2 separate regions of the Homo sapiens genome follow, and region 1 is linked to region 2. A link is a loop called in an ENCODE intact Hi-C map of the cell type or tissue named here. Cell type or tissue: Caco-2. All regions are shown on one strand.

What was found. Hi-C counts contacts between places; a loop is a spot of excess contacts. Peaks named below come from ENCODE experiments on the same cell type or tissue, not always from the same donor. Only the 100,000 strongest peaks of a DNase experiment are listed, where the experiment ranks them.
Region 1: it touches region 2 in a loop (5-fold over the local background); 3 of 110 quality-filtered maps call a loop at or near these places.

What each region holds. Positions count from the first base shown.
Region 1 is chr3:57,497,509-57,505,508 of GRCh38, forward strand. It overlaps DNAH12 (dynein axonemal heavy chain 12), which reads right to left. Exons shown (of 74, transcript NM_001366028.2): 9 at 6,508-6,696; 10 at 4,815-4,971; 11 at 3,813-3,904. Among named protein-coding and RNA genes, the nearest start is that of DNAH12, 43 kb to the right of the region's middle. In Caco-2, no CTCF peak of the experiment used is centred here; a DNase peak (open chromatin) is centred at 3,263.
Region 2 is chr3:57,446,845-57,454,844 of GRCh38, forward strand. DNAH12 (dynein axonemal heavy chain 12) reads right to left here. Exons shown (of 74, transcript NM_001366028.2): 23 at 7,931-8,000; 24 at 6,403-6,559; 25 at 5,999-6,171. Among named protein-coding and RNA genes, the nearest start is that of DNAH12, 93 kb to the right of the region's middle. RefSeq lists an enhancer at 2,378-3,291. In Caco-2, no CTCF peak of the experiment used is centred here; DNase peaks (open chromatin) are centred at 4,117 and 4,887.

The sequences.
Region 1 (8,000 bases), 51 kb after region 2:
TGATGCTGGGGCAGCTGGATGTCCACATGAAAAACACCTGAACAGTGACCCATATCCCACACCACATACAAAAGTTAACTTACAATGGGTCATAGACCTAAATGTGAAAGCTACAACTATAAAACTTCTAGACAATCACATGTGTTGTTTAGGAATTCTAAGAAAAGCTTCCAGAGTAAAATGTAGGAACAAATCTTTATGATCATGCAGTAGGAAAGATTTCTTAGGACACAAAACGTATGAACCTCAGAAGAAAAAAATTGATAGACTAGAATTAATTATAATATAAAATGTCTGCTCTTTGAAAGACATTGTTATAAAAATAAAATGTCAAGGCATAAACTATGAGATAATATTTGCAAAACTATTTCAGATACAAGACTTTTACCCAGAATATATAAAGAATTCTTAAAACTCCATAACATTGATTATAACAATATAGTCCAATAAAATACATCCATTATAGCTCAACAATAAAACATAAAAACCCAATTTAAAATGTACAAACAAAAGACACTTTATTTTTATTAGTAAAAAGATACACAGATGGAACATGACATGTTAAAAGATGCTAAACATCATTAGTCATCAGGGAAATGCAAATTAAAACCACAGTGGGATACCAATATACACATGAAATTAAAAAGACTGATAATCTAGATGTGAAAGTGCAGTGGGAAAAAATAAAACAATAGTAAAAAGTAAAAGACTGATAAGCCCAAAGGTTGAAAAGGATGTGGAAGAACTGGAAATCTCATACACTGCTGGTGAGATTGTAAATGGTATAACAACTTTGAAAGAAATTTAAGTTTCTTCTGTTTTTTGAGACAAAGAGTTTTGCTCTGTCACTCAAGTTGGAGTGCAGTGGCATGATCATAACTCACTGCAGACTCGAACTCCTAGGCTCCAGTAATCCTTTCACCTCAGCCTCCTGAGTAGCTGAGACTACAGGTGCAAGCTACTATGCCTGGCTTAACAGTTTCTTAAAAAGTTAAAAATACACTTCCCATACCACCCAGCAATCCAGCTCCTAGAAAGAGAAATGAAAGCATATGTCCGCACAAAGACTTGTAAACAGAAGACCATAGTAACTTTATTCATAATAGCCAAAAACTGGAAACATCTCAAATATCCATCAAAACGTGAATGAATAAAGAAACTATATACCTATACAGTGAAATACTACTAAGCAATAAAAGGAATAAGTTAGGCTAGGCGCGGTGGCTCACACCTGTAATCCCAGCATTTTGGGAGGCCGAGGTGGGCGGATCATGAGGTCAGGAGGTCGAGACCATCCTGGCTAACATGGTGAAACCCCATCTCTACTAAAAACACAAAAAATTAGCTGGCCATGGTGATGGGTGCCTGTAATCCCAGCTACTCGGGCGGCTGAAGCAGGAGAATGGCTTGAACCTGGGAGGCGGAGGTTGCAGTGAGCCGAGATTGCACCACTGCACTCCAGCCTGGGCAACAGAGCAAGACTCCGTCTCAAAAACAAAAACAAAAACACACACACACAAAAACAAAAACAAAAGAGGAATAAACTACTGACACAAAACAAATAAATCTCAAAAACTTTATGCTAGTAAAAGAAATCAGATGCAAAAGAGTATGTATATATGATTCTATTTATCTGAAACTTTAGAAAACAAAAACCTAATCTATAGTAACAGAAAGCATGTCAGCAGTTTCCTGAGGTCAGAGTTGGGGAGAATTGACCAGGATGGGGTATAAGGAAGGTTTCTGAGGTAGGAGAAATGTTCTACATCTTAATTCTGGTGATGGTTACGTAAGTGTACACATTTGTCAAAACTCATATAACTGTACAATTAAAATGGGTACAGTTTATTGTATGTAAACTAAATGTCAAGTTGATTTTTTAAAGTTAATTTCTCTTGAAATTAATAAAGAATTTTTAAAAGGGATGGAATGACAAATAAATATAGCAAAATCCTAGAATGTAGGTGGTATGCTTTGTAAAATTCCTTCAATTTCTCTGTACAGGCTGGGTGTGGTGGCTCATGCCTACAATCCCAACACTTTGAGAGGCCAAGGTGGGAGGACTGCTTGAGCTTAGAAGTTCAAAACCACCTGGGGAAACATAAGGAGACACCATCTCTACAAAAAAAAAAAAAAAAAATATATATATATATATATATATATATATACTTCTTAAAAAAATTAGCCAGGCATGGAGGTGTACGCTTCCAGTCTCAGCTACTCGGGAGGCTGAAGTGGAGGACTGCTTGAACCCGGGAGGTTAAGGCTGTAGTGAGCCATGATCATGCCACTGCACTCCAGCCTGGGCAAGAGAGTGAGACCCTGTCTCAAAAAACAAAACAAAACTCTATATGTTTAAAATTTAAGATGTTAGAAAAATTAAAATGTATAAAGTATACATTAAAAAATCTAAACAGTCAATAGAAAGGGGGAAAATGAAGAAATATGCCAGTTTTAACCAATAGAACAAGGTCCCTTGAGGAGGTAGGAATCTTTTTTCTTTCAATTGCCTTTTCCCCACTACTATCAGAATTACCTTTTTTTTTTTTTGAGATGGAGCCTTACTCTGTTGCCCAGGCTGGAGTGCAGTGGCATGAGCTCCGCTCACTGCAACCTTCGCCTCCCAGGTTCAAGCGATCCTACTCCTCAGCCCCCCCTAGTAGCTGGGATTACAGGCATGGACCACCATGCTTGGCTAATTCTTGTATTTTTAGTAGAGATGGGGTTTCGCCATGTTGGCCAGGCTGGTCTCGAACTCCTGACCTCAGGTGATCCACCCGCCTTGGCCTCCTAAAGTGCTGAGATTACAGGTGTGAGCCACTGCACCCAGCCCAGAATTATCTTTCTAAAACTCAGATCCGAATAGATTACTTCCACAGCGAAAAACCTTCAGAACAAAGTACAAACTCTTGAGCAAAGATACTCCAGGATTTTCCCATGTGGCTCCAACTTACATTTCGAACTTCATCATATTCTAAATCTTCCATGTACTGTGTCCCTGTTCCCTATTCTTTAACTATTTTCATTCATTTATATTCTCTGAACACCCTGGTTCATGCTACATCCCCTCCCTTCTCCACCTATAAAATCTATTTCAAAGCCCAACTCACATTTCACTTCTTGCATAATCTCTTCACCAATTTCCCAAAGCAAACAACACTTTGTCCATATCTCTATTCTAGTACTTATCTCTATAGTTGTTATTTCCGTGTCAGGCTTCCAGGCCAAATATAAGCTCCTGAAGACAGTGCTTATGCCTTTTTTTTAAGACAGTGTCTCGCCCTGTTGCCCAGCTGGAGTACAGTGGTGCAATCAGAGCTCACTGCAGCCTCAACCTCCTGGGCTCAAGTTATCCTCTTGCCTCAGCCTCCTGAGTAAGAAGGACTACAGGCATGCACCACCATACCTGGCTAATTCAAAAACAAAAACAAAAACAAAAACAAAAAAACTTTCGTAGAGACACGGTCTCACTATGTTGCCCAGGCTGGTCTCAAATTCCTGGGCTCAAGCAATCCTCTTGCCTTGGCGTCTCAAAGTGCTGGGATTACAGGCATGAGCCACCATTCCCACCCTTTCATTTATTTTTGCATCACCAAATCTTGTTAGGTGTCTGAATGTGATAAGGAAATTTTTATTGAATTAATAAATGAGTAAATGAATGACTAAAGAAATTGTAAGGTAAGACAATGAGTTTTACTGAAATGATATTTTAAATAAGAAATTCTATTTAAGCATTTACTTTTTAGAATGGAAAGATCCTAATGTTACAAAAAAATTCAAAACGCATTAATAAAAACAGAATTACCGCTTACCTCTGTATATTCATCAAAAGTATGATCTTCTGTCTGAAAAGTCTCTATATTCTCAACTGCAGTCCCATCAAGGAGCCAATTATATTTTTCAACTGAAAATTAATAATCTAATTAAAATCTCAATAATACCCTTTTTAGAAGATAAAACACTTTTTTTATATGATCATGGAATGGGGACCTACTCAATTAAATATTATTATTAATAGAGTATTAACATACATGATTTACTATATTTTAAGAAAATGGGTAGAATAAAAGGAAACCAAGTTAAACAGACATTTTAAAACAAAGGTATTAGAGTATTTGAGGCTTTTAAGAATAACTTAGGGGTACATATACACCAATTAATAGAAGATATTGGTTAATAGAATGTCAAAGAATAACCATACATCCTGACCTCACACACACTTGAGAAGACTACAGACCAATAAAATTGAGCTACAGGCTCTTTGAAACTATTCTCAGAAACTACCTTGCTTTTACCCTTGAATTATTCCCAACATTTCTTCTCTCTGCCTTTGACTTTATCACCCTGCTCCAGTTCATATGCACCCTTTGGACTGGACAACAAAATGTATTGGGTTTGATTCTTTTTTTTTTTTTTGAGACGGAGTCTCGCTCTATCGCCCAGGCTGGAGAGCAGTGGCGCGATCTCGGCTCACTGCAAGCTCCGCCTCCTGGGTTCACGCCATTCTCCTGCCTCAGCCTCCCGAGTAGCCGGGACTACAGGCGCCCGCCACGACGCCCGGCTAATTTTTTGTATTTTTTAGTAGAGACGGGGTTTCACCGTGTTAGCCAGGATGGTCTCGATCTCCTGACCTTGTGATCCGCCCGCCTCGGCCTCCCTGGGTTGGATTCTTGACTCTGCCAAAAGCTACGCCTATGCTCACTTCTGGCTCTCCCTGTTCTTTCATGGCAGCCCCAGACAAACAAACATCTGACCAAATTCTAGCACAAATAAAGTGATGACAAATGGTATAATATTATGTATGTCATACACACCATATGTCTCATAATGCTTTCTTGCACCTTCTAAGTTCCGATGTACTGCTGCCTTCAGTGTATCAACAGCCCAGTGTAACACGTGTTCAGGAAGTTCTGTGTCAAGATTTACTGGTGTTGAAGTTCCTGATAGCCAAGAGGGGATTGTTTGGACATTCTAACACAAATAAAAATAATAACAATGTATACAATAAATATCTAACTGTATAATTAATCTATATGTAGATCTTTTTTTTTTTCCTTTGGAGACGGAGTCTTGCTCTATCACCCAGGTTGGAGCGCATTGGTGCGATCTCGGCTCACTGCAACCTCCGCCTCCCAGGTTCAAGCGATTCTCCTGCCTCAGCCTCCTGAGTAGCTAGGATTACAGGCGCACGCCACCACGCCCAGCTAATTTTTGTATTTTTAGAGACGGGGTTTCACCATGTTGGTCAGGCTGGTCTCGAACTCCTGACCTCGTGATCCGCCCACCTCAGCCTCCCAAAGTCCTGGGATTACAGGCGTGAGCCATCATGCCTGGCCTATTTTTTGTATTTTAGTAGAGATGGGGTTTCACAGTGTTGGTAAGGCTGGTCTCGAACTCCTGAGCTCAGGCAATCCGCCCGCCTCATCCTCCCAAAGTGTTAGGATTACAGGCGTGAGCCATTGCGCCTGGCCTATATGTAGATCTTATACTATATTTTAAAACATTCTTTTCAGATTTCAATGGCCCAAGAAAAAATAACTTGACATAAAATAATAATTTAAAATTGTATAGTTTGTAGTCTAACATAAAACAAGTTGGGCCAGGTGCAGTAGCACATGCCTATTGTCCCAGCTACTTGGGAAGCTGAGGCAAGAAGATCACTTGAGCCCAGGAGTTCGAGGCAGCAGTGTGCTATGATCATGTCTGTGAATAGCCACTGCATTTCAGCCTAGGTAACACAGTGAGACCCTGTCTCAAACAAAACAAAACAAAACAAAGAAAACCTTAAGTTGGGTTAGTTTTCTATCATCCAACAAATATTTATTGACTAATTATTTACTGACAAATAAATATTTGTCAAATATTTATTTATTTATTTATTATTGGTTTTTTTTTTTTTGAGACGGAGTCTCACTGTGTCACTAGGCTGGAGTGCAGTGGGGTGATCTTGGCTCACTGCAACCTCCGACTCCCTGGTTCAAGGGGTTTTCCTGCCTCAACCTCCTGAGTAGCTGGGAGTACAGGCACGCGCCACCATGCCCAGCTAATTTTTGTATTTTTAGCAGAGATGAGGTTTCACCATGTTGGCCAGGATGGTCTTGATCTCCTGACCTTGTGTTCCGCCTGCCTCGGCCTCCTAAAGTGCTGGGATTACAGGCGTGAGGCACTGCGCCCGGCTGACAAATATTTATTGACAAAGTAATTATGCCAGAAAGCTCTAGAAAGAACAAATATCAATTAGATCTTGTTCTTAAGAAGCTCACAACTCAGAGGAGATGAGACATGCAAATAAAAAAATCAATTCATAGCTACAAGAAAAGTTCTAAGAAGGAAAATGTCATCTCCAGCCTTCAAGCGACTTTTTCAAAGAGAAAGCAATTTCTAATTTGAAATAATTGGGGGAGGAAAATAACAGAAAGAGTCATAACATTGTATGTACACATACACTGCATAGAGATTCAATTCAAATAATTTAAAATTCTTTCCCGATGGGTAAAGATGTAATACCTGCAGAGCTTCGGCTATTCGTTCCACCAAACTCAAGACATTATCTTCCAAATCTTGAAAGGTAGGATAAAATTCCATTTTGTCGTCATCAAATGTCAATTCTATCTTAAATATTGGCAGCCTTTGTTGATCTTTTGGGTCAAAGAGTTTTACAAATCCTTCTACAGTTCTCCTTAATAGATCCTTTAGCTGCGTGATATAAATCACTGTTACTTTAGAGAGTACAAATTCAACCTTTAACTAAAATCAGTAAACTGATTATAATTGTCTATATCTGATTATAATTGTCTATAATTAAAACATCCTATCAATCCATTTAATTGAAAATTATCTTCATTCAGCATACTATATATATGTGTGTATACATACATGCACACACACACACACACATATATATATACATATTTTTTTTTAAGACAGTGTCTCACTCTGTTGCCCAGACTGCAGTGCAGTGGTGCCATCATAGCTCACTGTAACCTTGAACTCCTGGGCTCAGGCAATCCTCCTGTTTCAGCCTCCTGAGTAGCTGGGACTACGGCGCGTGCCACCACACCCAGCTAATCAGCATGATATGTTCTTATTAATTTTTAATATTTGTGGGTACATAATAGGTGTATATAAGGGTTACATGAGATATTCTGATACAGGAATGTAATGTGCAATAGTCACATCAGGGTAAATGGGATTTCCATCACTTCAAGTATTTATCCTTTGTGTTACAAACAATCTAATTATACTCTTTTAGTTATTTTTAAAGGGATGATTAAATTATGTTTTGCTGTAGTTACCCAGTTGTGCTAGCAAATACTAGGTCTTATTCATTCATTCTTTTTTCTTTTCTTTTTTTCTCTCTTTTTTTTTCTTTTTTCTTTTTGTTTGTTTTGTTTGCTTTTTGTTTTTGAGACAGCATTGCCCAGGTTGGAGTGCAGTGGCAAGACCTCGATTCACTGCAACCTCTGCCTGCTGGGCTCAGGCCATCCTCCCACCTCAGCCTCCTGAGTAGCTGGAACTACATTCACAAGCTACCACGCCTGGCTAATTTTTGTATTTTTTGTAGAGACAGGGTTTTGTCACGTTGCTCATGGCTGGTCTCAAACTCCTGAGCTCAAGTGACCCGCCTGCTTTGGCCTCTCACAGTGCTGGGATTACAGGCGTGAGCCACCACACTCAGCTTATCCATTCTTTCCAACTTTTTTGTACCCATTAAACATCTCCACTTACCACACCCCCCACCCCCCGCCCACTTCTCCCACTACCTTTCCCAGCCTCTGGTAACCATCCTTCTACTCTTTATCTCCATTAGTTCAACTGTTTTAATTTTTAGCTCCCACAAATAAGTGAGAACACACATTAACAAAGGTAACCTAAAACAATAAATAGAACATTATATGCAAACCCTAATTTTGTTTTTGGTTTTGGTTTTTTGGTTTTTGTTTTTGTTTTGAGACAGAGTCTCACTCTGTCGGTCAGGCTGGAGTGCAATGGCACGATCT
Region 2 (8,000 bases):
ATGAAGAGAAAGCATTTTAAAACGTTCAAAAAAGTGACAATGTATCAAAACTTGTCTTCTGACACTTTCATAGGTATCCCATTTGTTTTTAAAAACAATCTAGCCTTATGGGGGTAAAATTAGTTCAGGAAGGTTTTAATTAGAAGTGGTTGTGGAGATGGTTGTGGAGGACAATAATGACACATTCTAGATGGCTCACTGCAAAGGGGGTAAAACACCAGAAAGTGAGAGCTATAAATGGCACCCATGATTGGGAAAAGAAACAGATGACCTATTATATAATTTTGTCTACGATTTGCCTGGCTATTGCCTTTTACTCTTGGTATGTTCTCCATTTTCTACATTCCCATAAAACTGCTCTATGCTTCTCTTACCGGTAGTATCACTTTCTACCTTGTATTATACTTAATTACGTACATTCTTTTTTCTCATCAATTAGTCTTTAAAGTGCTTAATGACAATATCAGCAGTATTTGAATTATTCCTGGGTCCCCACAATGACTGGAATAGTGGCTGGAAATTTTTAGAAACATAAATTACAGTCAGCTCTAACTATGGAGTCTGTTTCACGGGAGTTTCAAATTTAACTTCTTTTAGAAAAAGTACGGCTAAGTGACCAAGGCTGTGCATGTAAGGGGGGTAGGGGGAATAAGTGAACTCTGCAGTTTGCTCTTAATTTTGCTATGAACCTAGAACTGCTCAAAAAAAGGTCTACCTTTAAAAATAAGTAAACCACAAAGTGATAAATATTTTTACTTTATTTTTACTTTATTTTAAAAATCCAAGAGAGACAGCTAGTGTAAAAAATGCAGTATCAGTGATAGTTCATCCATTTTATTTTATTTTTTGAGACCGGGTCTTGCTCTATTACCCAGGCTGGAGCACAGTGGTGAGATCTTGACTAGGTGCCCCTCTGCCTCCTGGGCTCAAGCAACCCTCCCACCTCAGCCTCCCGAGTAGCGAGGACTATAGGTGTATGCCACCACACTCAGTTTATTTTTTGTATTTTTAGTAGAGAAGAGGTCTCACTGTGTTGCCCAAGCTGGTCTCAAACTCCTGAGCTCAAGCCATCCTCCTGCCTTAGTCTCCCAAAGTCCTGGGATTATAGGCATGAGCTACCACACCTGGCCAACCTATTTTAAATTTATAATGGATGCCATATTGTTAATGCCCATTAACTTGATTGCTGAAAACCTCGGGCTCTTCCTTTTCAATTTTAAGAAAATGTTCACAAACATGTTCCCTTTATTGTGAATAATAAATATACTAGTGTGTCTGGAATTGGTGGGTGCTTGGTCTCACTGACTTCAAGAATGAAGCCGCGGACCCTCGAGGTGAGTCTTACAGCTCTTAAGGTGGCGCATCCAGAGTTTGTTCCTTCTGATGGTCGGATGTGTTGGGAGTTTCTTCCTTCTGGTGGGTTCGTGGTCTCGCTGGCTCAGGAGTGAAGCTGCAGACCTTCACAGTGAGTGTTACAGCTCTTAAGGCAGCACGTCTGGACTTGTTCATTCCTCCTGGTGGGCTCGTGCTCTCACTGGCTTCAGGAGAGAAGCTGCAGACCTTCGCCCTGAGTGTTAAAGCTCTTAATGCAGCACGTCTGGAGTTGTTCGTTCCTCCCAGGGGGGCTCGTGGTCTCGCTGGCTTCAGGAGTGAAGCTGTAGGTCTTCGCAGTGAGTGTGACAGCTCAGTGGACCCAGAGTGAGCAGTAGCAAGATTTATTGCAAAAAGCAAAAGAACAAAGCTTCCACAGCGTGGAATAGAACCCGACCATGTTGCCAATGCTGGCTCAGGCAGCCTGCTTTTATTCTCTTATCTGGCCCCACCCACATCCTGCTGATTGGTAGAGCGAGTGGCCTGTTTTAACAGGGTGCTGATTGGTGCATTTACAATCCCTGAGCTAGATACAAAGCTCTCCACGTCCCCATCAGATTAGTTAGATACAGAGTATGGACACAAAGGTTCTCCAAAGCCCCACCAGAGTAGCTAGATACAGAGTGTTGATTGGTGCACTCACAAACCTTGAGCTAAACACAGGGTGCTGATTGGTGTGTTTACAAACCTTGAGCTAGATACAGAGTGCCGATTGGTGTATTTACAACCCTGAGCTAGACATAAAGGTTCTCCAAGGCCCCACCAGAGCAGCTAGATACAGAGTGTTGATTGGTGCACTCACAAACCTTGAGCTAAACACAGGGTGCTGATTGGTGTGTTTACAAACCTTGAGCTAGATACAGAGTGCCGATTGGTGTATTTACAACCCTGAGCTAGACATAAAGGTTCTCCAAGGCCCCACCAGAGCAGCTAGATACAGAGTGTTGATTGGTGCACTCACAAACCTTGAGCTAAACACAGGGTGCTGATTGGTGTATTTACAATCCCTGAGCTAGACATAAAGACTCTCCATGTCCCCACCAGACTCAGAAGCCCGGCTGGCTTCACCTAGTGGATCCCACACCCGGGCTGCAGGTGGAGCTGCCTGCCAGTCCCACGCTGTGCGCTCGCACTCCTCAGCCCTTGGGTGGTCGATGGGACTGGGCGCCATGGAGCAGGGGGTGGTGCTCCTCAGGGAGGCTCCGGCCGCACAGGAGCCCATGGAGTGGGTGGGAGGCTCAGGCATGGCGGGCTGCAGGTCCCGAGCCATGCCCGGCGGGAAGGCAGCTAAGGCCCGGTGAGAAATCGAGCGCAGCGCTGGTGGGCTGGCACTGCTGGGGGACCCAGTACACCCTCCACAGCCACTAGCCCAGGTGCTAAGTCCCTCATTGCCCGGGGCCGGCAGGGCTGGCCGGCTGCTCAGAGTGCGGGGCCCGCCAAGCCCACGCCCACCTGTAACTCCAGCTGGCCCGCAAGCGCCGCACGCAGCCTTGGTTCCCGCTCGCGCCTCTCCCTCCACACCTCCCTGCAAGCTGAGGGAGTGGGCTCCAGCCTTGGCCAGCCCAGAAAGGGGCTCCCACAGTGCAGCGGCGGGCCGAAGGGCTCCTCAAGTGCCGCCAAAGTGGGAACCCAGGCAGAGGAGGCGCCGAGAGCAAGCGAGGGCTCTGAGGACTGCCATCACGCTGTCATCTCTCACTAGGAGACTTTTTCTCAGTGTCTAGTGTTATATTCAAGCGTTTAATATGATCCCGGGTGGGCACAGTGGCTCACACCCGTAATCCCAACACTTTGGGAGGCATAGGCAGGTGGATCACTTGAGGTCAGGAGTTCAAGACCAGCCTGGCCAACATGGTGAAACCCTGTCTCTACGAAAAATACAAAAATCAGCCAGGTACAGTGGCACATGCCTGTAATCCCAGCTATTTGGGAGGCTGAGGCAGGAGAATCACTTGAACCTGGGAGGCGGAGGTTGTAGTGAGCCAAGATCGCACCACTGCACTCCAGCCTGGGTGACAGAGTGAGACTGTCTCAATTTAAAAAAAAAAAAAGGTGGCCCAGTGAGGTGGCTCATGCCTGTAATCCCAGCACTTTGGGAGGCTGAGGTGGGCAGATCACCTGAGGTAGGGAGTTTGAGACCAGCCTACATAACATGGAGAAACCCTGTCTCTACCAAAAACACAAAATTAGTTGGGCGTGGTGGCACATGCCTGTAATCCCAGCTACTTGGGAGGCTGAGGCAGGAGAATCGCTTGAAGCAGGGAGGCGGAGGTTGTGGTAAGCCGAGATCGCACCATTGCACTCTAGCCTGGGCAACAAGAGCGAAACTCCATCTCAAAAAGTGTTGAATATGATTCTGATTTTTACAACTCAAAGTTGTTAGCCCCCACCTTACAAGCACACCACAGCTTCTGACTTCACAGAGGTAACAGATATGACATCCTATTTTGAAATTCATCTGCTCAACAAATATTTAGGGATAACTGTGTCCTTGTTCAGCACTAGAGTAGAGAACAAGACAGACATAGTTCTTGCCCACAGGCAGCTACCCGAGAAAATAAAGGGTTTGGTGAAATCTTTTCTCCCAGATCCATTGTTGCCCTACCCAGAGCCCCTTTACCCAGCCATTGCATTCATCCCCCATTTGCTGTGTCAGTTGCAAATAGTTCACAGCTGCTCTTTTCTCCTTATCAGCAAGAAAATGCCTGAAAGCTTACTCATATCCCTGCCCCAGGGGTGACCCTTAGTCAATGACATTAAACGGGTACAAAAGTCAGACCCTGCTGCTTTGAAGTGGAATAATTCGTGCCATTCATGCTTCAGAGTGCCCTGTGAGAGCAGGCTACAACTGTACATCTGTTGAAACCACATCTTTGCTTAACTTTTTACTGTCCCATCCTGCTGTCCTTATTTCCCTACAGGTTTTTACTAAGAACATTACCTAATAAATCCTTTGCACAAGAATTGCCACTTCATTTCTGCTTTAAGATAACTCATTCGAAGACACTTTAATTTCACTTACTCAGCACAGGTAGAGTGGTACTTCTTGATGCTCCTTCTCAATTCCCGTAGGAAGGGTTGCCAGATTTAGCAAATAAAAATACAGAATGCCCAGTTAAATTTTATTTCAGATAACGGCCGGGCCCAGTGGCTCACGTCTGCAATCCCAGCACTTTGGAAGGCTGAGGCAGGCAGATGGCTTGAGCCCAGGAGTTCAAGACCAGCTTGGGCAAGCAACGTGGCTGAAACCCCATCTCTACTAAAAAAATACAAAAATTAGCTGGGTGTGTTGGCATCTGCCTGTAGTCCCAGCTACTTAGGAGGCTGAGGTAGGAGGATCTCCTTGAGCCCAGGTGGCAGAGGTTGCAGTGAGCCATGATGGCGCCACTGCATTCCAGCCTGGGCGGCAGAGCGAGATTCTGTCTCAGAACAAAACAAAACAAACAAAAAATTCTGTTACAGTGGGTAGCTAGTCAGGTATGAGCAGAGCCGGAGAGCGCGCCTCACCCCACACACACCAGGAGTGTCCGGTGACCATCAGGTGATGGTCAGGTGTTGTTAACTGTCTCTCTAAAGTAATAATTGGTCACAGCTGGTACCAGGGATGGGCGTGCTCCTAACAAACAGAAAACACCTGAAACTGGTGATCAGCTGTTTCCCCATAAGATCTCAGGAGTTGGGTGAGTGGGGAGAAGTAATGCAAGACCCAGGAAGTATGTCAATGTATAAAAGTCAAAAGGTCAAGCTGCGTACTTGATCTCTCAAGTCACTCACTTGGGCCTCCTTGAAGTGTGCTTTACCCCCTTTCGTTCCTGCTCCAACACTTAATGAACTTTCGCTCCTGCTCTAAACCCTGCCTCAGTCTCTTTCTGCCTTATGCCCCTCAGTTGAATTCTTTCTTCTGAGGAGGTAAGAATTGAGGTCGCTGCAGTCTGGTACCGATACAGATATGCTCCACTGGTAACATATTTTGGTGCCATGTGACTTGGGTAATTTCCACTGCTACCATTCAGATAAACAATGAATAATTTATTAGTGTAAGTATGTCCCATGCAATATTTGGGACATATTTACTTACATTAAAAAATTATTTGTTGTTTGTCTGAAATTCAAATTTACCTGGGAATCCTGTATTTTATCCGGCAACCACATTCCCAGGGTTTTTATAGTTGAACAGCTCTATCCTCCATAGCTTCAGCTCTGGATCTCAGGTCTCAGCACCACCCCCATACATTTCATCTCTCCATCCTACTTAACAGCACTAATTTGGTGTCCTAAGGCCCAAATGTACTTTTCTCATCTTCCTGTCATCTCTCCCAAGACGCCACTGCAAAAACTGATACCATTTTCCAAAGCTCCAGTTTTCTCATTATATTGTCAATACTCTCCTCTTTCTAATTATCCCCCATCGGAGTGACTCACAACTTTCATACGATAAAGTTCAAACACTCTTGTATGCTACAAAAGCACCCAGAAGTAAATATTCACTATTATAATTTTGCATAAAGAGAATTCAGGATTAGAAAGGGATAATTGTATTCAACTACTCCAGGTAAGACAAGAGAGAAAAGATGACGCTACAGCAAAAAGTAATTATTAATGTGTGAATTAAGATAATTTAAATGCATACCAATGTTCTGTAACACCTGTCAGTTAGAGGCGTAATGACAAGTCGAGGTGAGTTACCAAGATATTCATAAGCATATTTTACATTGCAATTAATGATACGAACTCGGGCATTCTCATTTTCCCAATAATATCGGAGCTGAGCAAGCCACAGGAAATCTGTATCATGTGAGACACCTAGAAAAAATAAAGTAAAATAAGACACATGATCCTTAAATGGAAATAATTTTAAAAAGAAGTATTTTATCTTTTATAACAGCAAATACTAAAAATAATTCATGTTTGCCAACTTATAAAAAAGATTGTGTTAAAAAAATTCTGTTGAGAGAAGAATACATATAGTACAAGTCTTTGTTTCCAGATGCTATCAACATTTTATCTTTAAAAATTAAAGAAAAAGTCACATACCCATTTTAATCATGTCCATGACCACATCTCTAGCATGGACATCAATAGTAACCAAAGCCCCCAGAGTGGTCCTGGTCTGCTTAGACAACTTTCCTCTTACCAGCTCTACAATCTCATTCAGTTGGTTCTGAAGTTCCTTATAATACTTCTTTAATCCCTACAAAATAAAAAAAAAAGCAATCTAATTGATGTCACATCATACTTAAAACATGTATTTTATATATTTAGTCTTTTATAAAACAATTCTGACTTCTTAATCTATCTCAATATAGAAATGAGTTCAAGCGTGGTGGCTCATGCCTAAAATCCCAGCATCTAGGAGGTTAAGATGGGAGGATCTTCTTTTTTTTTTTTGAGACTGAGTCTCTGTCGCCCAGGCTGCGGTGGTGGGATCTCGGCTCACTACAACCTCCGCCTCCTGGGTTCAAGTGATTCTCCTGCCTTGGCCTCCTGAGTAGCTGGGACTACAGGCATGTGCCAGTAGGTCTGGCTAATTTTTTGTGTTTTTAGTAGAGATGAGGTTTTACCATGTTGGCCAGGCTGGTCTCGAACCCCGACCTCAAGTGATCCACCCACCTCGGTCTCCCAAAGTGCTAGGATTACAGGTGTGAGCCACGGCACCAGGCGCAAGGTGGGAAGATCATTTGAGGACATGATTTCAAGACCAGCCTGGCAAAGCAGAGAGACCCCTGTCTCTATAAAAAAATTTTTAAATTAGCCAGATGTGGTGGTGTGTGCCTGTGGTCCTAGCAATTCAGAGGCTGAGGCAACAGGATAGCTTGAGCCCAGGAGTTTGAGGTTATACTGAGCTATGACTACGCCATTGCACTCCAGCCTGGGTGACAGAGCAAGACCCTGTCTCTAAACACACACACACACATACACACATGGAGAAATGAATTTTGTGAGTGATTTTGTCTAAGCCCAGTAAAATATTAAGAACAAGTTCTCAGGCCAGGTGCAGCGGTTCATGCCTCTAATCCCAGCACTTTGGGAGGCTAAGGTGGGCGGATCTCCTGAGGTCAGGTGTTCAAGACCAGCCTGACCAACATGGATAAACCCCATCTCAACTAAAAATACAAAATTAGCCGGGTGTGGTGGCACATGCCTGTAATTCCAGCTACTCGGAAGGCTGAGGCAGGAGAATCACTTGAACCTGGGAGGCGGAGGTTGCAGTGAGCCGAGATCATGCCTTTGCACTCCAGCCTAGGCAACAAGAGCGTAACTACATCTCAAAAAAAAAAAAAAATGAATAGTTGTAATTTTAAGATTATATATAGAAACTGACAGACGTATTGTCTTTGCAAACAATAGATAAGTTAACTAAGAAACATAGGATGGGGCCAGGCACAGTGGCTCATGCCTCTAATCCTAATACTTTGGGAGGTTGAAGTGGGAGGATTTCTTGAGGCCAGGAGTTCAAGACTAGCCTGGGTAGCATAGCAAGATCTCATTTCTAAAAATAATAAAATTAAATTTTAAAAAACCTGGAATGAAGGATGTTACTTAAAAGCAAACAATGCTTTACCTCCGTCCCGCCACTTATCACTTCCTGTGTCTCAGATGTCCAGAACATTTGAGAAATACAAAGTACAACT